Linked DNA regions of Mus musculus: region 2 is linked to region 1. The links are chromatin loops, found by intact Hi-C in ENCODE. Cell type or tissue: gastrocnemius. All regions are shown on one strand.

What was found. A loop is a pair of places that touch in the nucleus more often than their neighbours do. Peaks named below come from ENCODE experiments on the same cell type or tissue, not always from the same donor. Only the 100,000 strongest peaks of a DNase experiment are listed, where the experiment ranks them.
Region 2: a loop joins it to region 1, with 2.2 times the contacts of the local background. A loop is called at or near these places in 2 of 42 quality-filtered maps.

The regions. Positions count from the first base shown.
Region 1 is chr11:63,934,001-63,936,500 of GRCm38, reverse strand. No RefSeq gene overlaps it. Among named protein-coding and RNA genes, the nearest start is that of Hs3st3b1, 13 kb to the right of the region's middle. In gastrocnemius, no CTCF peak of the experiment used is centred here; no DNase peak of the experiment used is centred here.
Region 2 is chr11:64,053,847-64,056,346 of GRCm38, reverse strand. All of the region lies in intron 3 of Cox10 (heme A:farnesyltransferase cytochrome c oxidase assembly factor 10), which reads left to right. Among named protein-coding and RNA genes, the nearest start is that of Gm51866, 22 kb to the right of the region's middle. In gastrocnemius, no CTCF peak of the experiment used is centred here; no DNase peak of the experiment used is centred here.

The sequences.
Region 1 (2,500 bases):
CTCCAGCTTCGCTTCTCGAGAGATGCCCATGTTTCTGTCCACCAGAATGAAAGACCCATCCTTCAAGTTCCTCCAGATAAGTTAGAACAGAACTGCATGCTGGTTTGCTCCCCTTCATTCAAAGAAGCAGAGTCCCAAAGTGGGGCTCAGGCTGCTGCTCCTTCAAAACCAAGACTGCCAGCATGCTGGGGTTGGGGTGAGGGGTGGGGGGTGGGGCTCAGCTCAGTGGGGGGTGCCCCCAGATTTCCTACTGTTTTGAAGACAGGTGAGCATGCTTGCTATCATTTGTCATTCACATAATTAATGTAAAACATTGAACTGTTTCCAAACTTCTGACAGAGCTGGTTCTGTGTGCTTCTGTTTGTCTGTCTGTTCTACATCGTCATGGGGGGAAAAGACACCCTGCTTTGCCCCCTCCCTCTGGTTTGCCATTCTTCCACATCAAGAAAACCAAAGGCGATTCTGGGACATTCACTATGTGACTCTAAGCAAAAGAGACATCAGCACAAAGGAGAAAGATAGAGCCTCTGTCCATATACAGTGTCTTTTTCAAGGCCTTCATGGTACTACGAGGGGAGAAAGACTGACGGACTAGAATGATTGGAGCCATGGAGAATGGGGAAGCTGCTTTCCTGCAATCCCAAGGAAAGCCCCTTTGGGCTGGTCATGTGTGAGTGGGAGCAGGGAGCTGGGAAGCAAAGACCACATGAAGAGCACAGGTCAGTGGATGGCATCGTCCAAAGCCATGGTGGACAAAGATGCTCCTAAGATTGAAAGGCCACCAAGGAGGTGAAGGGCTAAGAAGAAGGAATGACAGGAGGTGGCCGAGGTGGCTGGATGAGAAGCTGTAAGTCAGGCAGGGAGTGACTGGTCCTTTGGCATAGTGCTAAGTGGAAAACTGACTTCAAGGTAGAATTTGGGGGGACCGGAAGGCAAAGATGGGGTGTGTCCTAGTCCAAGAGAGAAGCAAGGTGGTAAGAACTAGGGTGGAGGCAGGGGAGATGCAGATGTCCCTGGAAGTACTGAATGGAAATGCTGGCCTGGGCCTTCAGGAATGAAGGAAGGGTAAAAGAAAGGAAGGAGGGAAGGAAGGGAGGAGGGAAAAAAGAAAGAAGGGAAGGAAGGGAGAAGGGAAGGAAAGGAGGGAAGAAGGGACGGGAGGAAGGAGGGACAGGAGGAAGGAAGGGAAAGGGAAGGAAGGAAGGAAGGAAAAGGGAAGGAGGTAGGTAAGGAAGGAAGGAAGACGGGAGGGAGGGAAGGATACAGAAAGCTTTCGTTCTGATGGATGGTTTATGTTTGCACTTAATCTAAGGTCGAAAGCAGACTAGAAACTGGCATTGTGTCAACACTGATGGGTGTTCGGTCTTACTGGGATGCAGAAATCCAAGATGCTTGGTTGCCTTAATTATTTTCAGTTCTAGAAATTTGTTGAACACGTTCTGTAAGTCTTGGACTGGGCCAGGCAGTGGGGTGGGAAAGGGAATGCAGTTTCCAAAGAGACTACGAAGTCATTCCCTGGGTGATGAATCTAGACGTGTGTGTAAGGAAGAAAGGTCAACCAGGCAGAGACAGACTGGGTGGTAAAGTTGATCCACACAGCTCTGAGGGCCACTCCTGGTACTAGAGGCCCTTGGGTGCTGGGGACACCCCTGATGATCTGGGTGCCCTTCAAAAGTCACCTCCGCACTGGCAATGGCCTTCTCGTCTATGGGAGAAGCTTACATTCTGTGCACATGGGAGCCATTTCTGCTTTAATGCTCTCTTTTCCTCTGGACTTTGGGATCTGAAAAAAGGGGACAGGCTGTGTAGGCCACAGGCTGAAGGTCAAAACTCCACAGGTCTTGCCTGTAGTGCAGACCATGTTTGGCTAAATCATAACTGGCTCTGTGCACCTTCAAGTTCAGTTTCAAATTTGTAACATTTAAAGTCAATTACTGTTTGATCTACAGGTGACTCCCTGTGAATGCCAATCTGACAATCCCTAGCCTGCAAGGTACCCTAGCCTGCAAGGCTCAGCCCTGCAGCCCTCAACTTCAGAATAAATACAGTGAACAGGAGTTGCAAATTTGTCTTACATGAAAGCGACTCTCACCATGTCGATAGAAAGAGGAGGTAGATGGTGTTCTCAGGTATCAGCAAAAACGGAATTGGTTATGGGGCTGGAAAGGCAATTATTAGCAAAGCATTATTTCATGCTGCTTCTGTGAGGGAGGATATGAGATGGGGGGGGGAGGCTATGGGGGTTATGAGGTGTATGTGGAGGGTATGGTGTGTGGGGAGGATATGGTGTGTATGTGGGGGTATGGGGTATGTGGGAGAGATTGTGGTATAGGGAGGTAGAGGGTGGAGGGTATGGTGAGAGAGAGAGAGAGAGAGAGAATGTGGTGTACTCATATGTGCAGGTATGTGCATGTGGAAGGAAGCCAAAAGACCATCTGTTGATGTTGTTGGTTAGGAACATACACCTTTTGAGATATGGTTTCTCATTGACTGGGATCTT
Region 2 (2,500 bases), 120 kb before region 1:
AAGAATGCACCAAGGTTGTTAAGTGCTAAAAAAAGTTTTTTTTTTTTTTTCCAATTGTTATTTTGGAAACCTTTCTGTAAACTCTTTTGAAAGCTCTACTGTAAAGTAGAAAGTTGACAAATGTCTTTCTTAAACCACAAATGTGAAGGAATAGTAAACATGGGTGTCAGGAGAGAAGTACTGTTGTGTATCCCGTGACTTTATAAAGACAGAGGTGTAGTTTCGTCAATATTTACCTTCTGAGAGACTTCATTTCTGCGTGGGGAGAGGCTGGCCCAGTCTCTCACCCTGGAGCTCTTGAGTCAGCCCTTCCATCTGTCTCCAGGACACATACCTCCTCTTCCTCCCTGTAGACTAGGTGCCCCTGCTCTGTTCTTCAGAGTTCTTGGCCTTACACGGTGAAACTCCATTACCAGTGTGTGAAGTATGTGGTAGAGTGACTTGTAGAATATTCTGTAGATGGAACCTAGTTGACCATCACCTTTCACTTGACTAGTGTCTAGTGCCTTGCACACAGGGTGTTCAGGAGCTAGCTGTTCAATAGTGCAAGAAAGTGTAGTGGACTCTGTCCCACCATTTTGCTCACAGCTGAGCCTCTTGATGACAAATCACCTGTTATACGTTTGCAGTGCTTAGTGCTGGTCCTGTTCTGGCAGGTGACTTTGTTGTGCAGACAAAAGAGAGTGCTAATCACTAAACCAGGGTGAGCATGTCACTAGGTGATAACATCTTGTGAGCCCACAATTGCATATGTGGTCTATTTTTGTCTGAAGTCAGTAATGTGGTCCATGGCTGTATTTTACTGCACTGTAGTGATTTACTACTTAGGGACAGCTAAGAAATCCTTTTTCTAACCAAATGGCCATAGGCTGCTGTGTTTCTTGGTCCTTAGTTGGCTTAGTGCTGGCACTGTGTCCTGAAGTCTATAATCTGCCGCTTTTGTTCATCTCAGCATCTCTTGAGTATTGAAGGTGGCCCCACTTCGTTCCTCTTAAACATTCATCATATCTGTAAAAAACTGTGCCCTTCGAGCTCAGAGAATTGTCAAAGACTTTTGATTTGTTCTAAATGGCGTATTCTTCAGTTAACAATTGTCTTTCTTGCTCAGATGAATAATGAAGGTAAATGTTAACAATGAATCCCACTAGGCTAGGCAAACAACTCTTGGTATCCAGGATTACCTAAAGACCATGTCCATAAGGACATTCTTCCACATGTTCTTCATCAGAGTGTTGAGTGTTGTTCTTGTTGGAAAGCTGCACTGGCTGCTCAGAGTGCTCCTCAGCACTGCCACATCCTCACTGCTCCTCGGTTAGCACTGCCGCATCGCATCCTCACTGCCACTCCCTCACTGGGAGTGAAGGACTGTTGCTCAGTGAGTCCTGAAATGCTGAAGGATGTGTGGGGCCAGGCCCAGAGAGAAAGGGCAGTGGCTCAGTCCTGACTCAGCAGTCAGATGTAAAAAATGGACTCAGTACGTTCAGGACCAGAATGAAAACACTCATTTAAATGCATGGCTGTTGGGGTCTTTGCTGATGTCTGCAACCTATGTTACCACCAAAGGTCATGCCAATGTCTGTGGTCTGTGCTGCCACCTGAAGCCATGTCGTGTGTGGGCTGTCCTGCTATTGGGGACCATACTGATCTGAGTGTTCTGCACTGCCACCTGAGGCTGTGTTGATGTCTGTGGTCTGGGCTGTCTCCAAATGCCTTGTCTGAGTGTGGTCCTATTGCACCTGGGCCCATAATTCATCCTCCTGCTGACTGTGTTGAGCAAGAAGGCTACTTTTGCAGTAATCTAGATGACTGCAGACACATAATTGAGAGGAAGGGACAGGGAAGGCATCTGTGACAACCCCTATCCTATTCCTCCCCCCTCCATCAAAGCATCAGTAGAAGCCATGGAAAAGAACTCTTCAGAAGTGATAGAGATGCTGAAGTGTAGCTCTTCACAGTTGATGGCAAGAGGAGGACTTGGTCCTATTTACAGGGCAGTCTGCTGAGAGTTTGCGCATGCTCCAGTGAGTATATAGATAACACAGATTGGACTTGTTTATTTTTATTTTTCTGGTTTTTTATTTTTACTTTTTTGTGGGGTCATAAGAGTGTGGTGAGGGGACATGGAAGGACTGGGAAGTGAGTGTGATCTGGTTGCATGATGTGAAATTCCCAGGGAATCATTAAAAATGTTATGTTGGAAAAAAAAGTGTTTCTTATATAATAAACTTGCATGAGTATAAATAAATAAAACAAATAAAATGCTTGGCTGTGGGTGGCCCCACTGAGCAGGTTGGGTAAGGAAGTGAGAAGCTTCACTGTTTTAGTGGAAACAGTTTGGCTAACAATTCCCTTTTGCCGAACTCTTTTTAGGGACAATACTCCCTCCCAAACTACTTCTCATAGGTTTAACCTTTGTGCCTGAGCTTCGGCTTTGGAGGGTCCATTTTATGGAAAGGCTGTAAATATCTGGCCATTATATCTCAAAGGAAAACAGCAAGGT